Linked DNA regions of Mus musculus: all the other regions are linked to region 4. A link is a loop called in an ENCODE intact Hi-C map of the cell type or tissue named here. Cell type or tissue: heart. All regions are shown on one strand. Each heading gives the region's core, and the rest is flanking DNA. Links, peaks and the distances in the headings are about the cores only.

Region 1 (4,453 bases), core at 307-4,306, 280 kb after region 4:
TATGATCAAAGCTAATTCCAAGTATTTCAACTTTTTACCTTTTTGTAAAAATTACAAAGTACACGCATGGTGTATTTCTTTGAGGCAACACTGTTGAAGACACCAGGCTCTGAAGCAACAGTGAGGGTAGCCAGTCCTGGGGACAAAGGAGTAAATGTCTGCAGTCCTCTTTGCATTCTGCCTGTGGACTCTGTGCTGTGCTCCCTCCCTCTCGCGCTGTGCCTTGCTGTCATTCCTTGGCCGCCAGGCAGCTTGGAGTCAGAGCCTGCTTTTCCACTTCAGAGCAGCGAATGACTGTGGGTGTGACTCTGGCGTGACACTGACAGGTCTGTTTCTGAACATTACCTGCATCAGGGAATTTAAACGTGTGCTTTTCCATAGGGCTGAAGACTGGGATGCTAGGAACCTCTAGTGCCAGGGCAAGGCCTGGAGGAAGTAACTTCTGCCCTAAACCGGGCTCTGTGAGGCTGGCTTCCTTCTACACTAGGCTTTGAGAGCACCAGGTGCTGGCCTGTACTGGCAAGGCTCTGACCACAGCCCAAGTCCTGAGCTCCAAACCCAGGACCTGCCTGCTTCCGGGCCTTCACTCCAGCTGCGCAGGGTCTGGCTTTCGTCAGCCCCTCTCACCTCTGAACATCAGTGCCTTCAGGCTCCCTATGACTGGTTTAATTTCATTGTCTTGCACAGACCAGCTCAGCAGAGCTATCATCTTTTCTCTAACTTCCTCAAGTAAAATGCATCTTCTCTGTCTTGTTGCAGAGCTGAGATCCCTGCTTGGTAATGGGCTCTGTGTGGATTGTGGAAGACAGTTGTACTATCTGAGCATCTGTGATACACACACACACACACACACACACACACACACACACACACACACCCTGCCACAGTAGACCGCCCCTTTTCAACTCCCCCAGGGCTGCTGGTGTTGTCTGACTCTTAAGAGGCAGGATTAGAAGAGGAAACTGGTGGCAGTTTTTCCAATTCCTTTTGTTTGTATTTGTTTCTTTAACTTCTGATAGAGCTGTTAGAAAAGAATACCACACAGGAGAGAAACCATGATACCTCCCTGGCCCGACTCTGCAGTGAGACCCAGTTCAGGGGAGGAGAACATTGGCTTTGCTCATAGCTCTTTAAAATGAATTATTTAATATTCTCGGGTGTTTGTCTGGCACTGTGTGCCTGCCTGGTGCCAGGAGAGTCCAGAAGCAGGTGTTGGATCCCCTGGGACTGGAGTTACAGAGGGCTGTGAGCGATGGTGTGGTTCCTGGATCTCAAACGCAGATCTCAAGAGCAGTCAGCACTTGTAACCGCTGACCCATCTCTCCAGCCTTGCTCAAAGGCTCGGACCCTGTAGGACTGAATCTCCTGGCACTGGTGTCTCATGCTCTGACATATGATGCAGGGGTTGGTCCATGTGGGGGAGGGGATTTCTGCCACAACCTGAGGTTCCTCTCTCAGTTACCTGCTTCCCCCAATGGTCTCCACTGTCTCATAAAATGCAGTGGATTATTATTATTATTATTATTATTATTATTATTGTTGTTGTTGTTGTTGTTGTTATTAATCATCTTGTCATTGTTTTATGAGACAGGCTGTCACACTGCAACCCAGGTTGGTCTGGACATCAGCATCAGACTTTGGTAATCTTGACGATTATCTTGTCTCAGGCTGCTAAATACTTGGATTACAAACAAGAACATCCACACCCTACTTTGTTCATTTGTGTCAACCTCCTGCTTCAGCCTTCCAAGTGCTAGGATTGAAGGCCTTGAGCAGGATCACCGTACCTAGCAGAAGAGGGAGGCTGTTTTTTTTTTTCTCTTCACAGTGGTGGGAGTTAAACCCAAACCCTCATGGATACCAGGCAAGCATTCTACCTCCTCGCCATACACAGCCCATTTGAAACACTGTTTCTACTATATCTCAGAGCTTTGTATATTAGACTTCCCTCATTTTGACACGGTTTGATGCCTGACTTTCAAGCTGGCTACTAACAGTTCTGCTGTGGTAGCATCTAGGGACTCAGACCCTATCTGCCTTTCCTGAGGCTGGTTCAGACCATGGTGACTAGGACTGGGCTGGTATCTTGGACATGACAGGAGAACCTGGAGGATACCGTAGGGCTTGTCTGTCAGAGGTCAAGGTTCCTCACTTGCTGGTGGTCCTGTCTAGGCCACTTGCTTCATCCCTTGGAAGCTGTCATGTTTGTTTTCCTGCCCCACCCAGGAAGGGAGAAATGGTTGACCTCCCAGACACACCGTTACTTCCTCCAAGGAGCCTGCCCATTGCAGAATTAATTTCACACAAAACCTCACTTATTTTCTTACACTCTGAAGGCAGACACGTTGACAGGATGATCTCTATTTTGTTCCTGATTGTGTATTTGTGGTTAGAACTTGGGTTTTGTGCAACAGAGAGAGAGGGAACCCTCTCTCTGCTCTAGAAACAAACACAGAATCTGCCCAGTAGTGAGCACGTATGGAAATGCACAGTGGAATGGCCACCTGGTAGCTGGCTTTTTTTTTTTTTCATTTTATTTTTATTTTATATACAACCATCAGTCATTCCAGTCCCAGGGGAGATCCGACACCCTCTTCTGTCCTCGTTGGGCATTGCATGCACATGGTGCACAGAGGTGCCTGTAGGCAAAGCAAACATCCACACATAAATAAAAACAATAAATATGACAGGGGGAGAGAGACACACACAGAAACAAAGACAGAGAGAGACAGAGAGAGTTGTACATACCAGACAGGCCTGAGGCAGTCTGGTCCCAGGAAGCTCAGAGGCCACACATGGTGTAATTCAGGCTGGCCTCCAACTTAGGATCCTCCTGCCTCAGCACCCCATGTTCTGGAGCTATTGGCATACACCATCACACCCAGTAATAAATCTAAGAAGCAACAGCTGAGTGCCTACTATGTGCCAACCACCCTACCGAGTGCTCCACAGACATTTCATGTAAGTTCTCACAACGTGTGTCAAGTGAGGAAAGCGGTACCAATTTCTACTCAGAAAACATAAGCCAGGTATGAAAATTCAAATTTTTCTAATTAAATTTTATTTTAAAGTATACAACTCAGTATTGACATTTTTTAAGTTATCAAAATAGTTTTATAATAGTTAAATGCCTCTTAAATATACATATCTTCTGCCGCTAAAAGTAATATGCACTCAGTAGTTTTTAAAGTCTAATTGGAACATTAAACATGATAGAAGTAGAAAAAGATCTCTTATGAAGACCTCTATGAAAGGAAATTGTGTAAAGTTCCTAATTAGACAGAAACCATTTCATCTCTGAGGGAGAATATGCAGCGTAACTGTGGCTTCATAGAATAAACTGGGTAGTGTTCCTTCTGTTTCTATTTTATGGAATAGTTTGAATAGTATTGGTATTTAGGTCTTCTTTGAAGGTCTGATAGAATTCTGCATTAAAACCATCTATCTGGTCCTGGGCTTTTTTCAGTTGGGAGACTTTTAATGATGGGACTGTTTACATGATTTATCTGATCCTGCTTTAACTTTGGTATTTGGTATCTGTCTAGAAAATTGTCCATTTCCTCCAGGTTTTCCAGTTTTGTTGAATATAGGCTTTTGTAGTGGGATCTGATGATTTTTAAAAAATTTCCTCGGTTTCCATTGTTGTGTCTTCCTTTTTGTTTCTGATTTTATTAATTTGGGTACTGTCTCTGTGCCCTCTGGTTAGTCTGGCTAAGGGTTTATCTATCTTGTTGATTTCCTCAGAGAACTAGCAGCTCCTGGTTTGGTTGACTCTTTGTATAGTTCTTTTTGTTTCCACTTGGTTGAGTTCAGCCCTGAGTTTGACTATTTCCTGTCTGTCATCTACCACTCTTGGGTGAGTTTGCTTCCTTTTGCTCTAGAGCTTTTAGGAGTGCTGTCAAGCTGCTAGTGTGTGCTCCCTCTAGTTTCTTTTTGGAGGCTCTCAGAGCTATGAGTTTTCCTTTTAGGACAGCTTTCATTGTGTCCCATAAGTTTTGGTAAGATGTGCTTGCATTTTCATTAAATTCTAAAAAGTCTTTATTTTCTTTCTTTATTTCTTCCTTGACCGATTTATCATTGAGTAGAGAGTTGTTCAGATACCATGTATATGTAGGCTTTATGTTGTTTTTCTTGGTATTTAAGACCAGCCTTAGTCCATGGTGATCGGATAGGATGCATGGGATTATTTCAATCTTCTTGTATCTGATGAGACCTGTTTTGTGACTGATTATATGGTCAGTTTTGGAGAAGGTGCAATGAGGTGCTGAGAAAAAGGTATATCCTTTTGTTTTAGGATAAAATATTCTGTAGATATCTGTTAAATCCATTTGTTTTATAACTTCTGTTAGTTTCACTGTGTCTCTGTTTAGTTTCTGTTTCCAGGATCTGCCCATTGATGAGAGTGGGGTGTTATTATTATTGTGTGTGATGCAATGTGTGCTTTGAGCTTTAA
Region 2 (4,453 bases), core at 196-4,195, 170 kb after region 4:
CTTGTTAGCCCCGAGAACAAGCAACGATCTCTTTTCCCGATGTCAACCTTATTATTTGTTTTTAATTTAATAAGGCCAGCTTGCATAATTTTGGTCTAAACTCCACAAATTCTTTTTTGTCAGAGTTGTTTTGCTATGAATGAAAAGTGTGTCTTTATTGAATGAAGGAGCTGAAACGGAGAGACACTGAGCACAGACCATGTTTAAACTCTGAAGAGAAAGGTGGAGCCTGAACCACAGGTTCTTCACCCTTTTTCTAGGAAAGGCAGAGAGATAATACATTTGGTTTGGGACATATCCAGCCCTTGCCTCAAGTGCTCAGATCATAGGGCACTGTGCTTATGGAACAAACTTGAATTTCATGTAATTTTCACCTCATGCAATATTCTTCTTCTTTTGCTTTCTTTAAATAAATCATTTCAAATTGCAATTTCCCATCCCAGGCCACAGTGTCGGCACCCTGGTTTAAGCCCATCTCACTGTGGAGAGCAACAAGCCCTGTGTAACAGCAGTTACTAAGTAACAGTAGTTACTAAGGCAGGACTTCCCCAGCTGAGGGCAAGGACTTGCACTCCTCTGTAGCCTGGAGGCAAGAGTCAGAAATTGTGGCTCAGCCCTTGGCCCTGATGCTTCCCAGCTGTGATCTTGGGCAGGTCACAGGATATCAGAGTCTCAGACCACACTCATTTGTAAAGTAGTAATTGCAAATTCTTTCTCTGCCTGCCTCAACAGGGTTTAGCATCATATAAAACCTCTCGGATCTGTGGCCTTCTACGACTGCGAAGCTACAGAATTATTGACGCACCTAAACTTTTTGTCATCTTATTTCTTGTTTCCACCATTTTCCAAAAGGGTGTCAGCATTTTAAGCACCTGTCACCAGGCACCTCTAGAAGTCCAAGTCCCAGCTTCTCCTGAAGGCTGGACAAAAAGAAACGCTGGGAACCTCCACACTGCCTGGCACTCTAGCGTGTTAGGATGCAGCCCATGTAACAGGAAAGGGGGATGAGCAATGTGGAGAGACCAGGGCCAGCACAGCAGGAATTAGTTTATAAGTGTAATTGAATGAGCCTGTGCAAACCTTAAAGAAGGAGGAGCCACCAGCGTCAGGACCTGGGAAAGGAGAGGAGATACTATGTTTCATTGGAAGCAGACCGCACTTGTTTTTCTATGTATACAAAGGAGAGTCCCTGGGGGTCTCGGGAGTTCACTGTGAGGGGACCCAGTAGGAGAAAACATTTGGAATATGCTGAGAAGAGAATGAATCTGGTAACACCAATAGCGAAGCCAAACCTAACCGTGTGGTTAAGTAGAGAAGTTACAACAGCAGTAGATGGTGGTGGTGGTTGTTTTTATGAGACAGGGTCTCACTATGTGGTACTGGCTGTCCTGAAACCCTGGTCTCTATGTAGACCAGGCTTAGCCTCGAACACACCTGCCTCTACCTCCTGAGTGCTAGGATTAAAGACACCTGCCGCTATGCCCAGCTGAAAGCTGTAAATTATTAAGAGAATGTTTAAAAGCGGGAACAGTGTTGTGACTGTATTGGAGATGCACGGTTTTTGTCGGTATTGAACCCTTGTATAGATAATGAGATGAATACATGCGCGCAGTCAGACTCAGAGCCCTTAGATTCGGGTGCCTTTGGCTTTCCTTCTCTGTAATCTCTCATTAGCAAACTACAGTGCCTAACTTTTCTGAGATGGACTTTTGATATGTAAAGAGGAATACTGGTAGCGGTTTCACAAAGTATTTATTAAGATGGGGCTGGAGAGATGGCGCAGCAGTTAAGAGAGCTGGGTGCCCTTCTAGAGAACCAGAGGTTAGCACCCAGCACCCAAGTCAGGTGGCCCACAACTTATAATTCTAGCTCCAGGGAATCCAATACTAGCCTCCAGTAGCACCCCCATAGGATTACACACACACACACAAACAAATAGAAAAACGTCTGCTCTGCTGAGCCCGATGATCCCTTACGTCAGTGGAATGCATTGTGACTTATGCTTTTGTTTCAGAAAATGTTCCAAACATGAAGGAGTCCAGTCCGGTTCCTCCTCCTCCACGTAAGTCTTTATGCAACTATTTCCAGGCAAAGCCTCTGGCCTTTTCTAAGAATGTGCTGGTTCGGGAAGAAGTCGTGCCAAGCTGAGCTGATAAGGAGTACTGGGCAGTCCTGCCCACTTCCTCTTCCTTTCCTCTCATGCGTTCCTTTTCCCTTCCCCTGTCCTTCCTTCACCCCCCTCCCTTCCTATTCCTGCGGTCTCTACCTTCGCTGCATGAAAACCTTAATTTGCTGACCCACTGACACATGTAGCCAGAGTGGGAAGGCTACAGCCTCACTTTACCAAGTTAATTATTTGTGGGTTTTTTGTTTTTTCCCTGTCATCCAATCTGGAGTGTTTGCTTCAAATTCTGCCTGTGGTGGTTACCTGCTGAGAGGAACTCAGCACCACACATTCAAGACTATTTTTAGGTCAAGGGATGGAGAGAGCTAGGGAGAGTAAGAGCATACCGGTGTTCAGCACCATTGGTACAGGGCAATGAGTTGGGAGTCATGTAGGTGGTTATCATTTTGTATATTATTGAAGTGAGTTTCCATGGTTATCATTGGCACAGAAGCAGGACTCCACCTTGGCGTCTTGCCATCCACCCAGAGTTCTAGATGATATGTCCCTGTGAGGATAGTCTGTATTGTTTTCTTCCTGGAGACTCCCAGGACTTGTTCCCATTGCTGACCGCAAGACATACATAGTATTCTTTTCTTTAACTTTCTTTTTTTTTTCTTTTCTTTATTTTTTTAATTTTTATTTTTTGGTTTGTTGTTTTTTTGTTTTTTTTTCGAGACAGGGTTTCTCTGTGTGGCCCTGGCTATCCTGGAACTCACTCTGTAGACCAGGCTGGCCTCAAACTCAGAGATTCGCCCATCTCTGTCTCAAGAGTGCTTTATACAAATCACTCTTTATAGTACTTTTATAGAAAGCCCTTTTTATGTTCTTCTAAGTGACTTATTTCCAGGAGATTATGGAATAATGGAGAACCACAAACTCAGTAACAGACCCACTGGGCTTATTTTCATAAGTGACATCTCTGTCTTTGGAATTTCAGGATGTTTTTACTAAAAGACTTAGGAGCACGCTATCTTTGCATTTGTAGGCATAACCCTAACCCTGATGGTTCAGCACCTCTTTGTATCTGTCCCATGGACTAGATTAAGCTTCGTGGCCTGAAGGGTTGACCTGCCATTGTAACTTCCACCAGGCTCTTCCTGGTTTCTCGTTCTGTGTTCCTTCCCAGGACTGCCTCTCTGTCAGACTGACTCATCTTGTGTCACCTCCTGCCTCTGGTGGGTGGAGACACCCTCCTTATTCCAGAATGTAAATGAACACACCAGCAGGCATGCAGCTGGAAGAGCTTGGGTCCTTCGGGACGCCTTCCATAGGGCAATACTAAACAAAAGCCTTCGAATGGCTTTGGGTACTCAGGGGCCACCTTTGCCTATGGCTGAATCTTTTGTGTTGGTATGAGTTCAAAAGCGCAGAGGTTTCATTTCTAGAGCTTTCAGTTAGGGTTGCTTCTGAATGGAGTAAAAGAAGAAATTGTGACACGGAGAAAACTTGTACCTTCAATTTAAAAAAATTACACACACACTAACGTGTCTGTGTGTGTATGTGTGTGTATATATTAAGACAGACTTTTATCTTACCAAACACTTCTTTACAAACTAGTCCTAACTCAAAGATACTTAGTCTTGAATGAAAGAAAATATCCAATTTCTGAGAGCTGAAGTCAATTTCAAACAAACAAAAAAAAAAAACCAACTTTGCCAAGTAGAGGAACAATTAGTTCTTTTACATGTTTTGCTGACTGTAAAACTGACGTGGCACCCACGAGAAGTAATTTTCTTCACAGAAAGAGCAGAGTTGGAAAGGCGTCAAAGAGCAGGTTGTTTAGAGCGAGGCTGCTCATGAGGATTAAGGCTGGGGCTTACTGTGAACTCTGAGGTGTGTTCTAATGCACAAGAATAATTCATTCTGTTCTGTTCTCTTCCCCTCTCATCTTTCTGACTCTATAAGTGTTCTCAAAAACACTTCAGAGTCCGCTAAGGCTACGGTGAGCCTCATTGCTTACAACCACCCAAGGAAGAAGCAACAAGGCTGATTTTGATAGTGGGAAGTTTACTTTTTTTTAAAAGATGGGGTCTCACTGTGTAGCTTCGGTTGGCCTGGAGCTCACTGTATAGACGGGGCTGGTCGTGAACTCATCTTGATCTGCCTGCTCTGTATCCCGAGTGCCGGGACTAAGGCCGTGCACTCCTGGTTCTTTACCGTCTAAAGTATTGTAACTTGTGACTTTTCACGTTACCGAGGTTCTCAGACCACAGATTTAAAGTATCACGGCATTTATAAATCTTATTTTTTAAAATGACATTTTGGGGGGCTGGGGAGGTGGCTCAG
Region 3 (4,453 bases), core at 159-4,158, 120 kb after region 4:
GGGGGGGGGGGGGAGATGCTGAACATTACAGAGCATGAGGGAAAATCCACCAATCACAGCACTGACCACCTATGTGACAAAACAGAGAGAATATAACAAGATTGACAGGATATAGAGAAATCAAAAGATTCATACTTTGCTGGTGGGAATATAACAGTCCTTCATACCCAAGGTTCCTGCCCACAAATGTCCAAAACAAAGTTACTTGTAACAGCAAACAGCCACAGAAACAACCCAGACGTCCATCACCTGATAGGTAAAAGCAATGCAAGAGCCATACTATCTTTTGACTGTGAAGTTTCATGTGATACAAAAGGCTGCATATTATATGGTTCTGTTTGCCTGAAATTCCCAGGTTACGATCTATAGAGACTAGAAGCCATGGCCAGGGGCATGTGGGGGATGGGAGGGTGTGGACTCACTACTGACCACTGTGTGAGGTTTCATAGAAGACAACTGTAGAGGAAGTGTGTAGTGGTGAGCATAGAACATGCTGATAATATATTAAAAGCATTGAACTGAAAAAAATGTGATAACTCTGGTATATTACTTAAAGCCTATATCGCTGGTACGTCATCCCTAAAACTGCTAGGAAACAAATCTGCTGCAGTCTTCTTTGCTGGGATCAGTGCAAGAGCTGGGGGTGTTGCTCTGTGGTAGAGGGGTGATTTGGTGTATGCACAGCCCTGGGTTCCGAGCACATCTGGACTGACAGTGTCACTCAGTGAACAGGACTCAGGCAGTGCTGGGAGCTGAGCCAGGACCTCGTGTACCCTGAGCATGGACTCAGGTGCTAAATAAACTACAGTCTCCGCTCCAAACTAGATTTCCTAAAATCTAGCATATTTTTACTTTACTCCTTGTCCCTAACTGTGGTGGGGTTTTTTTGTTTGTTTTCATCTTGTGGGCAACAAGGTGGCTCAGGGGGTTAAAGACACCTGATGTACAAGGATCTGCACGGAATTTGATCCCTAAAACTCACAGAAGGTGAGTGGCAAGAGCTAAGGCCACAGAGTTGTCCTCTGACTTTCATACATGTGTCTTGCCCTACTAATGATTATTATTCTGTTGTTGTAAGTGATTATTGTGCTATTAAATGTCACTTATAAATATTCTACATATCATTATAATTACTATTAGTAGGGTCATTTAAAACCTCACTTTTATATTATATATAAATATTATATATGATACATACATATTATACACACACATGCATACATATATACATATATATAAAACATAATTATTAATGTTAGGGTCATTTCAAGCCTTGCTTTGTATGCCAAACCCAAGTTCTTTTCCCCCTTCAAGCTCATAATCTACATAAGAAATTTTCAAGATGAGAGCCTGGCAGCCTCATGTTGTGATATGTTCCTGAAATCCCAGCACTTTGGAGGCAGAAGTAAAAAGATCCAGAATTCCTGGCCAGGCTGCCTCATAGTGAGATCTTGTCTTTAAAAGTAAAATAATAAAATAACAACAACAATAATAAATTTAAATGAGAAAGAGAGAGACAGACAGGTACAGACAGACAGGCCCTAGTGACTGATTCTTAACAGCATAAAGTGTCTGGTCTGGCCTATCCATTTGAGAGTTAGCTGTTTTGTAGTCTACTTAAAGCGGGGAAATGAGGATGCCTAAGACTAGGAAAGTCTCCGGGAAGAAGCGGCTGCTTCCAGTGTTATACTCTATGGGTTTCTGTCCTGTGATTTCTTTTTTCCCAGCCATTTTATCATTAAATCAGGAAAGAAATGTGGATATCTTTGGCAGCCAGATGGGGATAGGACAGGGCAGATGTTGGTCTCACAGCACAGTGACCAGGGTTTGACATATAAAAATGCAGGTTTCTAGTTCAAGTTGAGTTTCAGATAAATAAATTTGCTTAAGTATGCCTGTGCAATATTTTAGACATAATTACACTAACAAAATCCATACATTCTTTAGCTACAGTTCAAGTTTAATTTGGTGTCCTGTATTTTTTTCTGGTAACCCAGGTTTTTGTTTTTGGCTTAATCTCCCCAGCATGGGTTCTAGTTCTGGCTCCAGCACTAAGGAGTTGTGCATCAGGGCGCATGGTTGTGCTACCCCGGGCTCAGTTCCCCCATCACAGATAAAGACTTTGGATTATTTGGATTAAGCTGATCTTCCGAGTTCCCTCAAGTTTTTTTTTTTTTTTTTTTTTAACTCTTATGCTTTGATAATGCGGCTGCTAGATAACTATATCCTAATTTAATTGGAAACAGAAGATAGCAATATGAACCCTGCCCTCCTCAGCAAATCTGAGTAAATACCAAGGCATGGCAGTTGGAATAAGTGAGGAAAACCGAACTTTATTCTTTGGCTTTGGCTTAAAAACAAATCAAAACTTAATCCTAATGAAAAATGTAAATTAATACCAGGAACACACTGAATATTTAAAAAACAGCTCTGCGTGTCCAAAGAAGGGGGAAGGGTGACTGAAAAATCCTTATTGCCAAAATCTGGCTTACTCCTTTTCCTTAAACTGGAGGGGGCGGGGAGGCCAAGTATTTTGGACCTCTGCCACCAAACCACAGGCAGTTCTCTGATTTGCACTGCATTTTGGATGCCTGACAAGACTCGGTGAAAACAAGTGCTATTTGTTTTCCTGTGCCTAGTATTTAACTGGAAATCAAAAGGCTAAATTTCCAATCAGTTGTTAAGCAGCCCCAGATGTGAGCTCAGGGCCGCACTGGGGGGAGTCAGCCTAATAAGGCGCATGCGCCACCTAACAGGACACATGCGCAGCTGTTACCTTTCCAAGCCAAGCAATGTGTAACCGAGGGTTAGTGTGTCCAAAAATGCTCTGGGAATAACTCAGTCAAGCTTGCATGTGGAGGAGGGAACTTAAAAATAAACAAATTGAAAAAACTCCTGGGTTCTATGGTTTTGCATTAAAAAACAAAATCTTTCTAACATCCTTTGGCAGCTCTGCCCCATACTTGAGAGCCCACAAAGTTAGCAAACCTTCTATGATGTCCTTCGTATGAACTGTTCACCGATTCAGCATCCGTTTTTTCTGCCCGAGTGCTTGAGGAAAATGACCCAGGGATTGACAGGGAAGGGTGAGTCACCTACGTTCAGAGAGCTTTCTACCGCTCGCTCGCAGAGCTAGCTAGAAAATTGGGAGTTGAGGTTCAGTGTAAAAATGTACCGTTGTTTAGATCCCAGAAGTTGGAGAAAATGAGACTTGCCCTCTTGCCTGTGCAGACGAGGTAGCAGCTTCCGGGAGGTGGACTCTGAGGAGCATGTAGGCAGATGGCTTAGGGAACTGTAAACAAACGGAGCTTCCCACCAGGCTAGAGGTGTCACCCCTGTGTCCTAGGGACCTGACTGCACCATTCAGTGAAGTCTTTCCCCAAATAAATTCTCTCTTGAAGGCAGATTAAATAAACACTTCCAGATTCGTGGTGGTTCTTTTCAGTATCTCTGGCCGAATGACTCACTGTGTCCCGAGGAGATTCCAAGTGGTTGTGTACCATGCGTTTCTTCTCAAGAGGCCGCTTATCTGTTGGTTTTGTGGCTTGTCCCTCAGAGATGTAATTATATGGGGATTGAGCCTTTCAGGAGCTGGGGTCAGTCAACTACCATATTTCCTAGAATTGAGTTTCTGCCCCTTTGTGGTAAGAGAGCCTCTCCTAAATGTCACTGTGGCACTTAGAACGTTGGAGAGAGTCCAGTTTCAGCTGGTAAACCTGGTCCAGAGAGGGCTTGTAGAAGCTTTTGTCCTGACAGGTTGGGGAGGGTGGTGACTGCAGCGTAGATGAGTGGCCCAGAGCCCTGGTTTGCCCTCTTGTAGTTTCCTAAGCGAGACATCCTGTCCAGGAGGACTCACCCAGTGTGGACTTTTCCTGGCTCTACTTGGTGTGTTGTGTCATGTCTGTGTGTAGGCACGGCCCCAGCCCTGTGAAGGCCTCGCTTTCATTCAACAAATTGAGGTTAAACAAACTTGAGTACACTGAACAGAAGATTGGTTTTCCTTGCATAGTCCAAGGAGGTTCTTTAGAGCTCTGGAATAAAGCTAATCTGGTGACGTAATGCATCTGCCCTTCCCAGGCACCGGCATTGATGTCAAAGGTTAATCTCTGGGGCTGTGGGTAACATAGTGGACAACCTCCGGAGAGCTATTTGGTAAGAAAAAATGAGTGTTTTGTTAAGGGAAGTTACAGAATGTTTTATTTTCATATAATGAGAGGAGAGGAAAAACTCTCCCAGGAGGCTCTGGGATGCTGATGTGAAACTTTTAGGCTGTGCCTGGGTGCAGATGGTGATGTTGTGGGACAGCTCCCAAAGCTACCTCACAACCCGTTTCAGGGAATGGCTGCAGCATGGCTCAGCTCCTTTCTGGGTACACACAAACTGTCCACTTTGCTTGAGACAATGTAGGTTTTGCATCTCCGATCCTTGTCATCTAGTTTTCTGGCTTAGAAAT
Region 4 (4,453 bases), core at 121-4,120:
GTTCCCCACACCCGCTTTCGCTCTTCCTCTCCACGGTTTCCTAGTCCCGTGCGGGGCTGCAGGCCACTGCGCTCCTGGCGCGTGACAGCGTGGGTGGGCACTCGACCATGATGGGTAGCAGAGGCCGCGGCCGCGGGACTCGCGCGCCAACGCCAGTCCTGGGTCCCCGCTGGCCGCGCCCTGGCTCGGGGAGTCAGTCCCGAAAACGCTGTGAAGGACGCTCCCGGGTTAACCTTGTGGCGCTCCCGCTGATGGTAGAGGCTCCCTACGATTTGTGAACTTGGTTGGGACAAACTTGAAACTCTTGGATGTTGCTAGAGGAATCCGCTTGTAGAGTTGGGCTTATTGGGGCATTTGTCCCACCTTCCCGCACCGGATAGGAGTGCAGACAGCTGGAGTGACAAGCCGCAAGTATCACGGCTTAGGTGTTGGTGCAAACAGTTGCCCTACTCGCTAACCGTGAACTGGGAGGACACGGTCCCCCAAGGTGGCTGTGCGGTTTGGAGGAGTGCACAGATGTTTCTGACTGGGACCGTGCGGAGCGCAGCACAGGTGTTAGCGCCTCGTGCTGCGCCCTGCTGTGACAGGAGAGCCGCGAGGATAGGCATCCCGTGAGTGTCAGACTGAGATAAAGAACCAGCCAATTTAAAATTTCTTCTTTCTTCGAAGAAGTGAGCGGTTTGGGAGGGTACCAACACGCAAAAAAACCCATATCGGGATCCTTTAATATCCAGGGAATGGCCCTTTAGATTGTAGCGGGTAATTTTAGGGAGAGCTCAGCAGGTCCTTTTGGGGTACTAAAACGGGAATATATTGATCCCTCCCTGTATGTCAGTATCTCCAGCAACTCCAGCTAGTTCCTGTCAGGGCTTAAAGACTACGTCAACTCTGGTTCAAAGTGATTTTAGTGGACCCATTTTACAGATCATATATGCTAGACTCCAGCAGCTAGAGGCAAAGTTACTTGTCCAAGGTCACATAGAGCTTTCTGTTACTTTTAACCCAAGAGCTGCCTCGGTCAGTCATGGCGGAAAGTGTGGTAAGATCCATGGGCCCTAAGTCCTTGGCCCTCTGTTCTCACCCAGCTTCCTGTCTGAGTTGAATACATCTTTTGAAACACAGATACAAATTATCTGTGATTAATTTAGAGGATCATATACGTATGTACTTTGCAGGAGCCAGAATCCAGCTTCTCTGAGTCTGGGTCCAAATAATTATAAATAGAACTCTGACTCGTGTTAATTTCAATCTTTATTCTTCATTACTTTTATTAATCCACCAGACATTGTTGATCAAGGCCGCTTGGCTTCCTTAGGAAACAGCTTGAGGCTGGCACAGGAGGCAGGGAAATAATTCTTACCCCCTGAAGGGCTATTAAAGACGACTTGATTTCATGCCATTGTCTCAGCAAGAGGATGTTGCTCTGTTTCTTGATGTTCTCTGCTTTTGGCTTTAATTCTGCATTGTTTAGCATTTCAAGGCTTAGGCATACTTTTTTCTCTTGACATTGTTGTCAGCTTTAAACGTCCCCTATTGTGATGGAATCTGGCCACCCCACACCACCTTTGCTTAACTGTTGATTAAGATATGTACATTAAAAAACAATAAAGTCATCAACTGAGTTTTGAACCCCAGCACTTCAAAGGCCTATGCCTTGAGAAATTCATTGTTATTTTAAACACTAGCCAGCAGGGGGCGCACAGCATATTATTGATGTCCTGCTGACATCTAGACCTGTTTGTACTGTGTGTAGCATATATTTCAGAAATGGAAATTATTGTAGCTTTATCTAGTACAGTAACTAAGTTGCTTTACGATTAATTCCAACTGGTTAAAAGTGGGATGATCTTGAGTTCCGGGCCTGAATGTTAAATGTGTGTCTAGAACCTGTAGTGACTAGGTAAATATTTAAATACAAATCACAGGGTTCCCCCCCCCTCCTTCTAGTTTGCTTTTCCTTGAGAGGTATGTCTGTAAGATTTTGTGTTGTTTGAATAGCACTTTAGGTTATTTAGAAGTGGCAATCTAAAGAGATTCATTTGAGAGTCCTTTAGTAATGACTCCCATTGTCTCATTTATAAAACTGAATGCACGAACTCATTCTTGAGGAGGCTGACGGACTCAGTACTGTCATCATCATCTTTCATTAGCATTTTCCTCATGTAAGGGAGCCCGTTATCCTGTGTCCCTTTTATAGAGCTGAACATGCTGCAGACATTTTTGTTTTTTGTTTTGTTTTGTTTTGTTTTTTTGTTTGTTTGTTTTGGTTTTTCGAGACAGAGTTTCTCTGTAGCCCTGGCTGTCCTGGAACTCACTCTGTAGACCAGGCTGGCCTCAAACTCAGAAATCCGCCTCCCTCTGCCTCCCAAGTGCTGGGATTAAAGGCATGTGCCACCACTGCCCGACAGACATGTATGTTTTAATTCAGTGTGAGTTCCCTCATCAAAAGTGTTTGGGGGTGCCGGGCACTCAGGAAGCAGAGGCAGGAGGATCTCTGTGAGTTGGAGGCCAGCCTGCTCTGCAGAGCCAGTTCTAGGACAGCCAGGGCTACACGCACAGTGAAACCTTGTCTCAAAAAAATAAAATGCTTGTGAGTAAAAGGGCTTTGGATTTGTTCAGACTTTGGAATATCTGATGTGCATAATGATCTCCTGGGAGAGGGAACTGGGTCTAAACATAATTTGTGTGCAATATATATCTGAAAACATAAAGGTAGTTTCGTACAATGTTTTTAGTGTATCTGTGTCTTGAGTTCAGCTAGTTATATGACATCGGGTGGAATTTTCCACTTGTCAGCCTTGTGCTGAAAAAGTTATAGATTTGGAGACGCTTTGGATGTTAGATTTTGGGTCAGGGGTGTTCAATTTGTATGTCAATAGTTCAAAGCCATATTCTGCATGAGTACAGGTATCTGGTGTGTCTAGGCATCCGAGGTCCCTATTTTAAATAATGATTTTAATAGCTATTTCAGTCAGTTCCTTAAACTGTCAAACATTGCATTTTTCCACATTAAAAAATCTTTTAACTAGTTTTTGAAATTTACGTAACTGGTTAGGTTCATGGTTTTAGAGATTTTTAACTTAGATGTTCTCTTTCACTGCCTTAGGAGAGTGGCCAGTTAAGAATGTGAGGGTGAGCATAGATTATAAGAATAACTACTATTCCTATTATTTTGAAGTGCTAGGGTTTGAGTCAAGGGTCTTATGCATACGAGGCGAGCACCAGGTCTCTGAGCTACACTCCCACACCCCGAAAGTTATCCCTACAGGAGCATCGGTGAGTAAGAGATTCCGTGAGGTGTCTGCATCAGTAGAACACACACACCTGGCACAGGAAGTTCTTTGGTTTCCCTGTCTTCAGTCTCAAGTGTGAAGTGTTAGCAATGCTTCTTTGCAGCATTTTGTAAAAACGCAAACTGTTGCTAATTTGTTCAGTTTCTAGTCAGGCTGAAATAAACCAAACACCACTTGGAAAAACTGCTAAAATGATCTGGGTCCATTTTCTGGGCTCTGGATTTCTTGTTGTTATAGCCTTTGAAATCACACATTTACTTGTTAATTGACTTACTTGCTCCATTTACAAAGTCCTTGCTAAGGTTTAACATGTATTTCTAAGCGTGCCTGCTCTCCTCCTCAGCCTCCCCCCCCGCCCCCCCCCCCCGAAACCTTAGGGAGAGGTCCAGTTATTTGGATCTCCAGATCTCTCAGCCAAGAAATGTAATATTTTGGGTTTGACTCAGCATTTGTATAAATTCTCTTTGGGGCTACTCTTGTGGGCCTTATTTTACAGTTTTTCCTTAATTTTTTTCGGACGAAAGATGGAGATTTAAATAGGCTAACAACTACTTATAAGGCTTGTATTTAAGAAGGAAAGACTGGAGGAGAGCCCCAGAAACACATCTGTAGGCCACCCTAATGCACCTGCCAATGAGTATTGTATAGGGTGTGCATATGTGCATTAGTGTGCACAGTATTGCTATCTGGTATTTGTGTCAGCAACTGCTGTGTGTTGAAATTTCTTTCAGCCAAGCGTAGTGGACCATACCTCTCACTTCAGCCCTTGGGAGGTAGAGGCAGGAAAATCAGGAATTCCAAATCAGCTTACAATCCATAGTGAGTCTGAAGCCAGCCTGGGCTACATGGACCCTGTCATGGGAAAAAAAAATCCCCCAAAACAAAAACAAAAAACAAAAGCTTTTCCAAATCTGGGGAAAGGACTCTAAGTGATGTGTAAATGTGAGCAAGTTTCATTTTTATTTCAAATTTAATGTCAGATTGTCACCAGAATAATCATTGAAATTAAGTTAGATTAGTACCAAACTTCTGTTTACTTTAGGAAAATGGATAACAGAAAAGTGTCTGTTTCTTGGGTGTCAGGTTGTGACTGAGAAGGACCTGTGGGGTTTGGTACCGTTTGCACTGGGAAGGGCACCTGTTTTTCTGTCCCTCCAAAT
Region 5 (4,453 bases), core at 326-4,325, 140 kb after region 4:
TCCTGCAAATGTTTTAGGCCAGTGTCCCTTCCTGACATTCAGAGATCAGTTAAATTTTAGTCATTAACAGAGGGGAAAGTATTCAAGTACATTTTTAGTGCTAATGCTTGCTACAAGGACAAGTTCCTGATAAAAGGAACTACATGCTTTGGGTAAGAGACAGACCATTTTAAGTTCTGTGCCTTGCAGAAAGGTAAAATTTCCAACAACTCAATTTTGAAAGCCTGTTTGCTAAAAGCATTTTAAAATCAGTTTTAGTTGGGAATATTTGGGACTCCACCCACCTTCAAAAGTCAACGGGACCTGCTGACATCAGCTGTGTAAATAGTACTGCTCTTCTGCTGCTCCCTTGAATCTGACAGTCGGCTGTCACTTCTTCCCTAGATGTCATGCGGGGGTTAGGGGCTTTTGAATGCTTGGTCCCCCATCTTGGGTCTGGGCTGGTTGAAAGTAAAAATGGGCCATCATTGGTGTGTAAAGGTGAGTCACTATTGATGTGTAAAGGTAAGCCACCATTGGTGTGTAAAGTAAGCCACCATTGGTGTGTAAATGGTGAGTCACCATTGGTGTGTTGACTACATGCAGATACATATCAGGAGTTGTCACATGTCCAAGAAGGGGGCATTGTTTCTGTTATTCTATACAGAGTTTAGGGGAGGGGTAAGTGGGTGTACTCTGATCCACATTACTAGAAAGTGGGAGAGCCGGTTCTCAACTGTAGACTTCCTCACTCCTGTGTCTAACGCTGTGACCTGATGTTGTGCTTAAAGTCTTAGCCTCGTAAGCACATGCCCAGAATGAAAGTGAGCTGCTGATCAGAACGTGCCCACTGACCTGAGGAGGGTTTTAGAGGAGAATGGGGTTTGAACAGCCTAAGTTTGTTCCTAGATTCTTGTGGTAGTCAGGCCTCATCGTGCCAAAGAGATTTTTAAACATATCTTAATAAAGGCTGTAAGCCAAGCACCCTGTCTTTCTGAAGCAGAATCTAGTAGCATGAAGGGATGGAGGGATAACAGTTCTTGGATTGTTAGAACAAGGAAATTTGGGGTGGAAGCATGTGGAATGTTGGACCCTGTTTCCTTGACAGTGTGTATAGCACAGATGTCACCTGCCCCTAGGATCTGCAACACTCAAGTAACCGAGCTCCACCGAGAAGAAGCACAAGTAAAACATCTGATGCCCAGTCAAGTAAAAACTGGTCGGCTCCTTGAGTATCCCTAGCATCCCCTAAAACTTGACTCCAGCCATCAGTTGGGTCCAAGTCACTGGTCCATGTCACAGAAGGGAACAGTCTCGGGGAGAGAGGAACACTACTGTTCTGTTCAACTTGTAGACCCCGAACAACGTTAACAACGATCACCTTGCATCAGGGTGACTGATTAGCTTTCCAAATAGGGACCCTAGCCACGAGTGTCTCCTTGCTCAAACCGCACTGGTTCTGAGAGTGTGACGACCGACCGTGTCAGGAACATCACTGTTACTGAGCACCTTGTTGGAAATACCATCTGTGGCTCAGTCCTGGCCAGCTAAATTAGAAACGGGGATGGGGTCAGCAAAGTGTGTTTCCATGAGCCATCCAGGTGCTGGTACTTACTATCGACAGAGTGAAGGAGCGGAGTGAAAGCTGCTGGCTCTAATCTGAGCACCATGTCTTAGAGCATAGGCCTTCACGGCAGGAAATGGAGCCTTTGCATGACTTCCAAGGCTCATTGCTGCTCTCACCATCCCTACCAAGCTTAAGAGGTTTCTACCTGCAGATCACCTGCCTGTGGTTCCCTTTCTACTTGGCACTTGGTATAAGTTTTTACACCAACCATGTGGAAAGGCACTTGAGCTGAGAGACTCCGTGCCATAAAATGTGATCAGCTCCTTCAGCTTGGTTGCAGTGGCATGTGGGACTGGAACCCTTAATAATCACAGCTTTTAGACAGTTAAACTTTCCCGAGCAGCTCACCAACCTGGGGAAATCTTTGTCTATTTGTCTCAAATTTTACATCGTCGTTAGTGGACTCAAGAAGCCTATACGGTGTGTCTATTATGTGCCAGCTGCATGCTGGGTGCACCTGGGTAGGAACTGCAAGCCACAGTCCCAGGAGGGTCCTAGTCTCTTGAGTCTTCTGGCCCATATACATCTCCTGATTCTCAATTAGATTTCAGCCCTGCAGCCTGATATCATTTTCTGTCTTGTGAACTGGGTGGGGGTTGGGGGAGGCATCACAGGGCTGCAGCTGTGAAGTACACATTCTTCATCTGCACATCTGGAAAAGCCCTTAGCAGATGTGGAGGAGGGCCGCTCCAAAGCCTGAATTGTTAAGCTGTGGGCTGTTTCCTTGGAGGAGGTTTGCAAAAAAGAATGCAGGGTGCTTGAGCCAATGCTCTCTTGCAGCAATCACACAAGCAGGGGCCATATTAACTACTGTAGTGCCGCCTGCTCTGAGGTGCTCTGGGGATATTGCAGTGGTTGGAGCTGCGGTGCCAGAGTGTGAGTTGTGCAGGGTTGGGGAGGGCAGTGTCAGCCCAGCCTTAGAATCTTAAAAGCTCATCCCCTGTTTTTAGGTGAGGCTTCCATGTGGAGGTGAACCCCCAGCACCCCGTCGTTAAAATTTAAAAGACACAAGCCTGTCTCACCAAAATGCCAGGTCTGGTTCATTCCCCTTCTGAAAATCTGGCTTCCCCTAAAACTTCCTGGACACCGGTCCCAGTTGTCACTGTGCCAGCAACTTCACTCGGGTTCTGCTTAAACATTTAAGCCACAAGATGGAAATCCCATCAGGTGTAGTGCTCTGTAAACAGCATGTGTCACGGGGGAGTGTCTTCAGAGTCTTGGGGCTGGGATATCTTTTCCCTTGTGGAAGTGGTGAGCAGTCCTCAGGCAGTGGTATTTATAAAAGCACCGTGAAAGTGGGAAAAAGATCTGCGGGCCAGAGAACCAATAGCTACTTGTATCAAAGCTGCAAGTGCCCAAGGAGAAGCCTATAGGATTAAAAATGGATTCAATGTTGCCAGTGCTCATGAAAATACTGGCTAGGTCGGGACCTTCTGGTAGACAGATGACAGTCTTAAGTCTGCAGCCCAGGGGAGGAGCTGTGGTCTAGGCGCACAGGAGTGAGTGAGGTTATCTATAGAAAATAGACAAAGGGAGGATTGAGATTCTGAGTCTTGATTATTTAGCCTAACATAGGTTTCCAGCTGCATACATTTCCCTGTATATGCCATGATGTCATTTTTTTTTCTCATAGCTGTATATCTTTGTTGCTGTTTTGTTTTTTGAGATAAGGTCTGTAGTCCAGGCTGCCCTCAGACTTGCTATGTAGCTAAGGATGCTTGTAAATTTCTAATTTTCCTCGCTTCCACCTCCTGAGTGCTGAGATTACAGGTGTACGCTGCAGAACCTTTTACACGATACTGAATATGGACCCCAGGGCATATTGCACGCTAGGCAAACATGTTACCAACGGATCTACACTCCCCAGCTCAGGGCTGGGAGTCTTGGGCTTGGCTGACATTAACTACAGAGCCTCAGAAAGGAAAGATGTCCGTGTCCCACATGATCCCCTGAATCAGATTCTGAGGGACAGAGTCCTAAGAGGTGGTTCTGTCCTGGATCAAAGACAGAGGACCACTCTAGTGAAAAAGAGTAGGACACAGCAGGGGTCAGAGGAGATGAACAGGGGCAAGAAAGGAGTGGGTGTAGGCAAAGAAGAAGCCACTAGCACTGGCCAGCAGAAGGCCCCTGGTAGCCAAGGTAGAAGGCATGGCTGAGCAGTAGCCGAGGCCACAGATGAGGACCCTTTGGGCTCGTGGCTTCTGGTTCAGACTTAGCCTCGGTCACACTACCACCTCTTTCCTTCCCTCCTGGTCCCATAAACTCCCCGATTTGACCCCAGTGCCCTGTCTTTACTTTCAGATCAAGTGTTCCCTCCCACGTGTAACATAGGGAAAAATTTTCTCTCGCTCAATTACCTTGCGGAGTACCTTCAACCCAAAGCCGCCGAAGGTTGTGTCCTGGCCAGTCAGCCCCACGAGAAGGAAGTGCATATCATTGAGTTAATCTCCCCCAACTCCAATCCTTACAGGTGAGCACGCCTGTGCACTCAAGTGCACCCATGTCTGCATGTATGTACATGTGTGTGTGCGTATGTGTGTGTTATAACCTGAGAAGAGATGAAAGTAAAGATCTGTTCTCCCCTGATATGAGGGTGAGAGCGGGGAGCAGCTCACTTTATTTGGAGAGAGGGAAGCAGCCATGCTTCAGGCAGGCGTGGATCACAGAAGAGGAGGACGGCACTCAGCATGGTGACGTGGTTTGCATTATCACCTGGTTGTAAAGATATATATGCCAGAGAGTTCTTGAAGCCCCTTCTTAACTTCTGGGTTTAATTTTTAAGATAATGGTTCTCCTTTGCTATCTCCTTTGACGGACATCATCACTGTTGAAACAGTGATGTAATTA
Region 6 (4,453 bases), core at 137-4,136, 53 kb after region 4:
CAGATTCCCTAGGGTGGTTCAAGCTAGCAGCAGGATGCTATTCTGGACAGTGCAGCCAACCGTCTCTCTGGCATCTGTCAGCCAGTAGGCATGTTAATAACAAGTCAGTCGGAGAGAAGCCTGCACTGGTCATAGCTACCTTGCCTTCTGAATGTGGGTCAGAGAGACTGAATAGATACATTCATTCAGTGATCAGGGAGTGGCAGCACCTTTACCCAAACAGGGTGATTTTCAGCTTTTTGATGACACACGCTGTTATTGTTGTAAATAGGACTGGCTGAAAATGTGCCCCTGGGAGTTAAGGCTTTGCTCTCTTCTCTACCACAGATCCTGTCTCCCTGTATCTCTGATCATTCTGTAAGTATCTGTTAAGGGCCAGAGACATACACAGATGCATAGGAAGGAGAGGGTAACTGGGGGTCCTCCTTTGTGTCTCCTCCTTACCAGTCTTTGGCACTGTCCATCAAGGACAGGAAATAGCCATCGGTTCCTTTGGTAAGAGCAGTTTTTAGACAGGTTTGGAAGAGGAAATGAAAACTGTTGAAAAACAGGAGATCTGCGGACAACTGCTAGAGTCTTCTTAGTCCTGTTTCCTGGGAACTCTTTCCCAGTTACCACTGAAAATGGTGGTTTTTTAAGTTTAACTAGCTTGTAGGTGACGCATGCTGGGAATAGAAGCCAGAACCATCCCATGCTATAAACTACCAGCCTGGGTGTGTCTGCCCTGGTTCTGTGCCTCTGGTTGCTGTGATTTGAAACTTCAAATGCTAACTGTGTGCCTAGCACTACACCTCACACCTCCAAGGCCACCCAGGACCTTCCTCTATGGTGGTATAGGGTATGGTGGAGGGGGAGGGACAGAAGCTTTGCTTTGGTAAGGCCTGGTGTTTGCTTGAACCCACAAGTGGACTGCAGGTCTGTGGGGAATCTGAAATACTAACTTCCAGCCATGCTGTGTACAAAATGAAACCAGAAAACAACGAGGCGTGTGTAGAGCAAAAAGGACTGAAAGTGACTGGAAAGATGGCTCAGCAGGTAAAGCAACCGACCTCTGTGCAAGCCTGGTACCCGAGTTTGGCCCCAGATCCCACATGAAGGTGTAAAGGGAGCACTGGAGCCATAGTGTCCCCTGATTGCCAGCTATGCATGTACACACACATGCAATAGTGAAGGATAAAAGAGAGAGAGGCTGAGGATAAGGCTCTGTGGGAAAGTACGTGCTGTGCAAATGTGAGAACCCGAGTTCAGATCGCTAGTACCTCGGGAGATGCCCGGTGGGTGTGGTGGCCCAGTGCTTGGGAGGTTGAGGCAGGACCCTTGGAGCAGGAGGCTAGCTGGACTAGTTGAATCAGAAAGCCCTGGGTTCGAGACAAAGGCCTTGCCTCAACATATAAAGCAAGAGTCACAAGGGAAGACAGCTGACCTCACCTCCACGTTCACATCCACATCCATACGTGTGCATGCACACTTACACACGTGTGAAAAAGGAGGAACTGGGCATCCTGGCAGATGGAGAGGAAGAGGCAGGAGGATTGCTGCAAGTTTGAGGCCAGCCTTTCATTTCTCTGGTACTCATTTTCTTAAACTACAGTTGAGATTTCCTTTTGTTTTCCTGCACCAGAGAGAGAGAGAGAGAGAGAGAGAGAGAGAGAGAGAGAGAGAGAGAGTATCATGCTTGTAATCCAGGCCTGCAGATGGCTGGCAGCTGTATGCCTCAGCGTTTGGAAATAAAAGGAATTTTAGCCCTTCATGAAAGGTAGACATTGAAAAACTCTTTCTCTGCTACGATTCTTATCTTCCCTTTTTGGATTCCCAGCACAAGGAAGTCATTTGCTACAACAAGGATTTGTGGAAACACATTCATTCAAATACAAAAAGAGAAAAACTTGACTAGTGTGTCAAGCAAGCCTTCCCTGTGACAGTGCTGGAATACGAGTTTACATGCCACAGTTTAAAGTTTAAATCATTAGCGACAAGCTCATTGCAGCCACTGGTGAGTGTGTATTTACTGCAAAGGCCCGAGAGATCTAAGCTCACGGCAGCACACATCCCCCTGGTTATCAGTACCATCCTCATGGCTGAGCTGGGGCCCTCGTTCCAGAAAACATACTTCCTTTCGTGTTGGAAATAATCCGCATTTATTTTGACCTTCAGAGGACTCGTGGCCTTGCTGGAGGACATGAGCCAAAATTTATCCTGGCAAGGCCAGAGCTGTTGGAGGCTTGTCTCCACAGGGATTGCATAGAGTGAGCCGTTAGAGGCAGCAGGAGGAAGGTGGCTGAGGTCAAACAGACATTCCTGAACTTTCCGGCCTGAAAATTAAAGGGGTACTTAAGAAAAGCAGTATTTGCAGCCCCTCTCTCTGTGTCTGTCTCTCCATCTCTGTTTCTCTCTGTGTGTCTGTGTCTCTCCATCTCTGTCTCTCTGTCTCTGTCTCTCTGTCTGCCTCTCTATCTCTGTCTTTCTGTTTCTCCGTGTCTCTGTCTTTCTGTCTCTGTCTCTCTGTCTCTCTCTCACCCCTCCCCTTCCCACCCCAGAGTTCCTGTTTGTCTGACTTTGCCAAGGTTAGAGTGTTCTTTGTAGCTGACCTTGGTAGGAAGAGGACATCGAATCTCATTTGTCACTGTGGATTAATGCCTGTAATTCTCTAAAGTTTGTCAAGTGCAGATCTCAGAAGATGGATCACATGACTTTTGAGCAGTATTCCTTGGTTGTAAAAATGTTGTTAGCTGAGGATGCAGCTTATGCCAGTCTTTGCCTAGCGTGTGTGCAAGGTCCCAGTTGGGGAGATATTTTAATCCATCAGGTGCTGTTGCGTAAGCACAAGTCCTCAAGTTCCGTTTCCAGAATCCATGTGGAAAGTCAGGCATGATGTGCATGCTTGTTCCCTGTCCCCATGCTGGGGAGACAGACACAGGTAGATTCCTGGGGCTCACTGGCCTGACAGCCTAGCCCGATGGTGAGCCCATGGTCCCAAAGAGACATTCTGTCTCAAAAAACGAAACAAAGCAAACCAAACCAATAACAACAAAACCCCAAACAAGATGAATGGCTCCTGAGGAATAATATCCAGGTTTGACCCCTGGTCTCTCTTCTCATGCACACATATATGCATACATTCACACACACACACATCCCCCAAGTTTGATCCCCAACATGGGCAAAATATGAATAAATGAATAAGCCCTTATAAAAGTACCGTCAGACTGTTAGGTGGCTGGAGATGACTGTCATGGTGTCTTCCCTCCAACCTCACCTCAGCTGAGACAGCGACCAAAGCGCAAGGCAGAATTCAAAGGACTGCTCTTACTGCAAAGCCAATGTGCTAACTAGAGGCTGCGTGGCGAGTGTGAGAATCCTTAGCTAGACCAGAGTCTCTTGTGACGCTGAACCACAGTTAGCATCTGTTATATTTCTAGCTGTTTTAGAAACAGGAGATGCTGAGGCGCTAGATAAATCACACGTGGTAACATTAAGACATTTGTTTTACTAAGAATATCCATTATGTGAGAACAATTAAAAATGATCATTTTAGAGTCAAGCTCTCAGTTTGATTTGGGGGAGGGGTAAGTATTTTATATCATACTTACATGAAGAATATGGATACTGATGGTCTTAAATACTTCATGTCACTGTTGATGTTTACTGTGCCGGTGAAGAGTTTCATCTGAGCCCAGTAAATGGGAACCACATTCTGTAATGATTTTCAGAACATAAGGTGAAAGAGGTTCCATAAAATACTCAGGTGGGCTGAGTGATGAGATGAACATCTGCTAGGGCTGGGACGATAGCTCAGTGGTAGAGTGTTTCCCTCGCATTCACAAGGCCCTGGGTACAATACTCAGTACAACCAAAAAGGAAAAATAATAGGGAGATAGATAAATAGATAGATAGATAGATAGATAGATAGATAGATAGATAGAAGATGATCATTTAATCCAGGACAAAGGATTCTGACCTTATAGCTGTGTGCCAGCCACCTTGGTTGTCTGTGTGTTTTCTTAACTACACAGGAAGAATGTTAACAAGTCTAGGTATAAAAGAATACACTATGCAATGTGTGTTCAGCCCAACTTCATGCCCAGTGCAGGTGAGAGGGCAGGATGATAAGAGTCTGCAGGCGAGAGCTAGAGAGGTGATCCCCGGAACCCACAGAAGGACTGTTCCATCACTCAGAGGCAGGAGCAGATCCCTGGGGCAAGCTGGCTAGAAGGTTAGCTGTAGAGCTCTGGGCGCAACCCAACCGAAAGACCCTGTCTCAATGAACACCGTGAACAATCAAGGAAGACTTCCGTGTCAATCTTGGGACTCCACATTCATATGTGCATGTGCACATGTGTGCCCCACATGTGTGACTACACATACATTATGCATGCATGATACACATATATGCATGTCCAGTGCATGCACACACACACACACACACACACACACACACACAAACAGAGGAAGA
Region 7 (4,453 bases), core at 279-4,278, 140 kb after region 4:
CATTGAGGAGCCTTCCTCCCTCCCCCTCTCTAGAGGAGAAACACAGCTAATTAGCATCAGGCCTGCGATCCTATTGTTATGTAAACCCGTTTTGTTCAGCGTGCAACAGCAATCTGTTTTGCACATGTCATTTGCCTGGGATCCACGCCAGCATTTTAATCAACTGGCCAGACACTGGAAACACGAGGCTTGGAGCAGTGGCAGCCTTCTGGCTCCGGTCTTGACTTTGCCTTTGGTTTTCACACACAGCACCTTCCAGGTGGATATAATAATTGACATACGACCTGCTCGAGAGGATCCTGAGGTGGTCAAAAACCTCGTCCTGATCTTGAAGTGCAAAAAATCTGTCAACTGGGTGATCAAGTCTTTTGACGTCAAGGGAAACTTGAAAGTTATTGTAAGTTGGTTGCTCATTTCTTGGTCTTGTTAAACAGCAATAACTTAAACTGTGGTTGTGTGTGTTATTTTTGCAAAGGTTCTGCCTCTTTGAACTTTCTAAGCTCTCTGTTAGTTTTCACTCTGCAGCCTATACTTGGTTTCTTCTGCTGGACAGTCAATGTCATGGCTAAAACATGGCCCTAGGGAACATTGTGGACTTGGGTTTGAGTCTTGGCTCTATTACTTAAAAATTATGGCCTTGGACAAGTTCTTAAAGCTCTCTGAACTCCAGTTACCTCATTATGAAAGTTCTGACATGAGTTAGTGTACTTTCTAGTCTTAGTAAACATGAAGCAATGAACATTTTCATGTCTGCATATTCTTTAGGGGGTCAGTGTCACAGTCTGGAACCAGGTGCATAGGGAGGAAGGAAAACCAAGCTGACCCCAGCCCATGCTGTAGACTTCCCTGTTGAGATAAATATGTGATGTTGGGTGAATCTGGCTTGCATCCAACTTCCAGGAGTAATACTCTGACAGAAAAGTAACTCTGGGCTCTGTGTGTATATGGAGGGGGTGGGGAGTGAGGGTGGCATGGGATGGGATGGGATGGGATGGGATGGGATGGGATGGGATGGGATGGGGGTTGGTACTCACTCAGTAAATGACTTTATCCTGCAAGCTGTAATCCCAGGGCTGGAGTGTGGAAGACAAAAGAACCCTGTGAGCTCAGTTGCTGTCCATTCAGCCTAGCTGGCTTGGTGAGCTCCTGGTTCAGTGAGAGAAGCAGATAAAGATTCAAGAAAACACCTGATGTTGACTTCCCACCTCCACAAACACATATGTGCACCCTGCTCACACACATGTATATGCACTACACATGATCCTTTCATGGTAACCAGCTTACCTCTAACATAGCTTCCCAAAGCTTCTGTGAGGGGCCTTGCAGGCTGACAGGCTAAGGCAAAGGTTCATGTTGAAAAGTTGATGAAAGTTTGGTAAAACCAAGCTCATCTCAGATATAATTAGGGGGAAAAAACAACCCGATTTGGCATAATATTGGAGCAAAGTGTGGTGTGTGTGTGTGTGTGTGTGTGTGAGAGAGAGAGAGAGAGAGAGAGAGAGAGATCTCCTTGGCATCTCTTTTGTAAGAGTCAAATTTTTAATGTGTGTTAATTGACCATCTTTGTTAACAGCTAAAATGGATTGTAGATGTTTGGAATTTAGGAGAGTCGAGTTGTGTTGGTTCAGCATTCCTCTGCCCACTGCACCTTCCATGTGATCTCTGTCCTTTTGCTCACAGCACCTTCCATGTGATCAGCAGTGAGCAAAACCAACAGTTCCCTACAAGTCCAGTCACTTAGGTGAGCTCCCAGAGGAGCAGACAAAGCCAGGAGCACATCTTAATTTAAAATGCTTTTTCCTTGTTCCTAGGGATTTTTATATTATTATTATTATTAATTTACTTCGACTTTGAAACAGTCCAAATAATCCATCAAATGTAGTAGTGATGCATGAGGCTGGTACTGAGTGCAAAGCCTTGCCGTGATTTTCCAAGGTCACAGATATTTTGATTGCCTTCCCTTGGCATGGCGTAAGGGGTGGTGGCGACCTGGAGTGTCTGCTGCCTTTGCTGCCTGGCACGCCGGCCAACTGTTTTTAGTTTCAGAATAACAAAAACAGGAAAGGGAATCATGCCTTGAAAGGCAGAAAACATGCGGTGCACTTTAACTCCCTGCTGGAGTTTGTATGTACTTAGCTCTGACTGGCGGCTCTGCTGTCCCTGCATGCACGTGCCTGGACCACAGTGGTCCTGGGCTTTGCTTGAATGTCCCTGTCTGTCAGAGGAATCAGAGAGACTAAGAAAGACGAGGAATAAGATCGGCCATCATCCCAAACAAGATCTGTTTATATTCCTCTCTCTGGCTGCACTCCTGTTCCAGGCCAGTCCTGGACAATACATGACAACATTGCTAAACAATTAGGTAATGTTTCATGATGATCTTTTATTCCCCAGTCAGTTTCAGGCTCTTTGACTTCTAACTCCCTGTCCCAGATGTGAGCTGTGCTATGAGGAACAGGTACATGCTAAGACAAAAGTTTAGGTTGCAGCTTAGGAAGAGAGAAATGGTCTTCCCTTTACAGACAATATGGTTACATGTGAAGAGTAAAGGACTCTGACTCAACCACACAAAGCTAGATTCAGGTACCATCTCCAGCTGCCAGTTCATGGCGGACAGTACGACTGAACATGGTGTAACTGTGAAATGGGACAGTGACAGCACTCACTCATTGTGGGGTTTAGCTAAGCTCATTCAACCACCCAGCAAGTACTTGTTAAGGGCATATGGGGTCTTTTTAAAGCACACAGGTACATGGAGCATTCTCAGCTCCGTGTGTTACCCAGTCTGTGCATCACAGCTTCTTTCTCACTAGTGGAGCAATGGTAGAACCTAGCTCCTGTATTAAAGGAAGACTAACTTAGGAAAATACATGTGAAGGTCTATCACAGACCTGTTGTACAAAGACTCACCTTTCTTCCATAAGCACTCCCTTGAAGAATTTGTCCACAGGAAACTCAAAGGGCTTCATTAACCAAGGTGAAAACAGGAGAGCTACCAAAGTTCATAAGACCCTGAAAGAGTAATGCCAGCAGCACACCCGCATGGCTGTGTGTGGGTTTGTTAGAGGCACAGCATAGGCGGCAGTGGGAAGTGATCAGAGAGATAGGAAGGCTATGCAACAAGATCAGCAGCAACACTGCAGTGTGGCTCTGGCCCCTTCCGCAGGTCCTCCCTGTGGACGTGGCCCAGTCACTTCTACAGCAGGGAGAACCTCAGAACAGAAAAGAGGAGGAGGCTTCTTAGAGGCTTCCTCTTATGGGCCAGAGAGATGGCTAAGTGGGTAAAGGCACCTGCTGCCTAATCTAAGGACCAGAGCTTTGTCCCTGGTATGCACTTGGTGGAAGGAGAGGGCCAGCTCCTGCAAATGGTCCTTCAAGCTCCACATGTGCACACACACACACACACAAGGATGAAATCATAATAAACTTAAAAGCTAAGTTTTCTCTTGTATTCTTTGATGGAGCCTACTCTTAGAAACGATGCTAGTTTAAAGGCCCAGTGTGCAGATCCTCAGCACACTATTCTCCGTTAAGCCCTTCTCTTCACCATTGTTTCAAAGGCATGGGGGTGGGGGGGGGGGAGGCAGAGCCCCTTCCACCCAACCCAGCTACTAGTTCACAAAATGGGGCTGAAGATAATGGTGGTGGTATTAGGGGAAACGTCCTTTGAGCACCCCCTTAGCTGCACTACGTTGGGAAAGTCTGGAGAGTCCTAGGAACACAGAAATGAGGGATTTACTCAATGCTGAGAACCAGCTTGCCTCCCGTCATCCTGCTGCTCTCCTAGTGCAGAGTGATGTCTGATCTTTTCAGTTCCAAGCCACAATTAACGTGAATCACACAGACAGCTCCTGTGTTTAATGTGGAAAGGCGTGAAGAGATTATTCTGTCCTGGTGCAGCAGAACAGGTGGCCATTGCGATGATGAGATTCTGGAAATACGGTATTTTCTCAGCTGTCTGACAACATGAAAGTCTAGGGCAGATGAGGCCAGGCAGTATTGTTTAGGCCAAGGTTGCGGTTCCAGCCAGTCAAAACACATGCTGCTTTGAAGGGCTGGGAGATGCTGCACCTCAGCAGGCTGGCTGAGTGAAGCTCTGAGAGCTGCTGGCTCTTACTACTTCAGCCCCGATTCCTCTTTATCTCATTCCATTTTCAATCCCATTTCCCTCTCTCTCCCTCCCCCTTCTCCCTATCTCTTTCTTTCTCTTCTTTTCTTTCGCTCTCTCCCTTTCTCTCTCCCTTTCCTTCGCCTACAGCCCTCTCTTTCCTTCTCTCCCTTCCTCTCTCCCTCTCTCTTCCCTTCTCTCTCTCTTCTTCTTCTCCTTCTTCCTTTAGGAGTTTCCTCTGAATGTGAGTAAGAGCTAATGCCTGTCGGTCTATAACCTGGCTTACAGATGGTGGCAGGATTCAGTTCTCACTCCCTTTTCTTTGCATGCATATGCAAAGTCGTG

Evidence for each region. Peaks named below come from ENCODE experiments on the same cell type or tissue, not always from the same donor. Only the 100,000 strongest peaks of a DNase experiment are listed, where the experiment ranks them.
Region 1: it touches region 4 in a loop (1.9-fold over the local background); 5 of 42 quality-filtered maps call a loop at or near these places.
Region 2: a loop joins it to region 4, with 2.6 times the contacts of the local background. A loop is called at or near these places in 6 of 42 quality-filtered maps.
Region 3: it touches region 4 in a loop (3-fold over the local background); 9 of 42 quality-filtered maps call a loop at or near these places.
Region 5: a loop joins it to region 4, with 3 times the contacts of the local background. A loop is called at or near these places in 12 of 42 quality-filtered maps.
Region 6: a loop joins it to region 4, with 2.5 times the contacts of the local background. A loop is called at or near these places in 6 of 42 quality-filtered maps.
Region 7: a loop joins it to region 4, with 7 times the contacts of the local background. A loop is called at or near these places in 8 of 42 quality-filtered maps.

What each region holds. Positions count from the first base shown.
Region 1 is chr5:107,008,302-107,012,754 of GRCm38, reverse strand. No RefSeq gene overlaps it. Among named protein-coding and RNA genes, the nearest start is that of Gm33371, 35 kb to the left of the region's middle. In heart, for the core only: a CTCF peak has its summit at 2,611 (motif pointing left); no DNase peak of the experiment used is centred there; H3K27ac peaks cover 1,160 bases.
Region 2 is chr5:107,118,969-107,123,421 of GRCm38, reverse strand. Tgfbr3 (transforming growth factor, beta receptor III) reads left to right here. Exons shown (of 17, transcript NM_011578.4): 15 at 2,015-2,062. Among named protein-coding and RNA genes, the nearest start is that of Gm42146, 27 kb to the right of the region's middle. In heart, for the core only: no CTCF peak of the experiment used is centred there; DNase peaks (open chromatin) are centred at 621, 2,131 and 2,581; H3K27ac peaks cover 2,312 bases.
Region 3 is chr5:107,166,270-107,170,722 of GRCm38, reverse strand. All of the region lies in intron 4 of Tgfbr3 (transforming growth factor, beta receptor III), which reads left to right. Among named protein-coding and RNA genes, the nearest start is that of Gm42146, 74 kb to the right of the region's middle. In heart, for the core only: no CTCF peak of the experiment used is centred there; DNase peaks (open chromatin) are centred at 2,602 and 3,892; H3K27ac peaks cover 1,252 bases.
Region 4 is chr5:107,284,618-107,289,070 of GRCm38, reverse strand. The region is part of intron 1 of Tgfbr3 (transforming growth factor, beta receptor III); the gene reads left to right. Among named protein-coding and RNA genes, the nearest start is that of Tgfbr3, 2.8 kb to the left of the region's middle. In heart, for the core only: a CTCF peak has its summit at 1,683 (motif pointing right); DNase peaks (open chromatin) are centred at 430 and 1,330; H3K4me3 peaks cover 1,836 bases; H3K27ac peaks cover 1,205 bases.
Region 5 is chr5:107,149,413-107,153,865 of GRCm38, reverse strand. Tgfbr3 (transforming growth factor, beta receptor III) reads left to right here. Exons shown (of 17, transcript NM_011578.4): 6 at 3,908-4,076. Among named protein-coding and RNA genes, the nearest start is that of Gm42146, 57 kb to the right of the region's middle. In heart, for the core only: no CTCF peak of the experiment used is centred there; DNase peaks (open chromatin) are centred at 2,295 and 2,765.
Region 6 is chr5:107,231,848-107,236,300 of GRCm38, reverse strand. The region is part of intron 2 of Tgfbr3 (transforming growth factor, beta receptor III); the gene reads left to right. Among named protein-coding and RNA genes, the nearest start is that of Tgfbr3, 56 kb to the left of the region's middle. In heart, for the core only: no CTCF peak of the experiment used is centred there; a DNase peak (open chromatin) is centred at 2,160; H3K27ac peaks cover 2,514 bases.
Region 7 is chr5:107,143,970-107,148,422 of GRCm38, reverse strand. Tgfbr3 (transforming growth factor, beta receptor III) reads left to right here. Exons shown (of 17, transcript NM_011578.4): 7 at 250-397. Among named protein-coding and RNA genes, the nearest start is that of Gm42146, 52 kb to the right of the region's middle. In heart, for the core only: no CTCF peak of the experiment used is centred there; a DNase peak (open chromatin) is centred at 2,112; H3K27ac peaks cover 724 bases.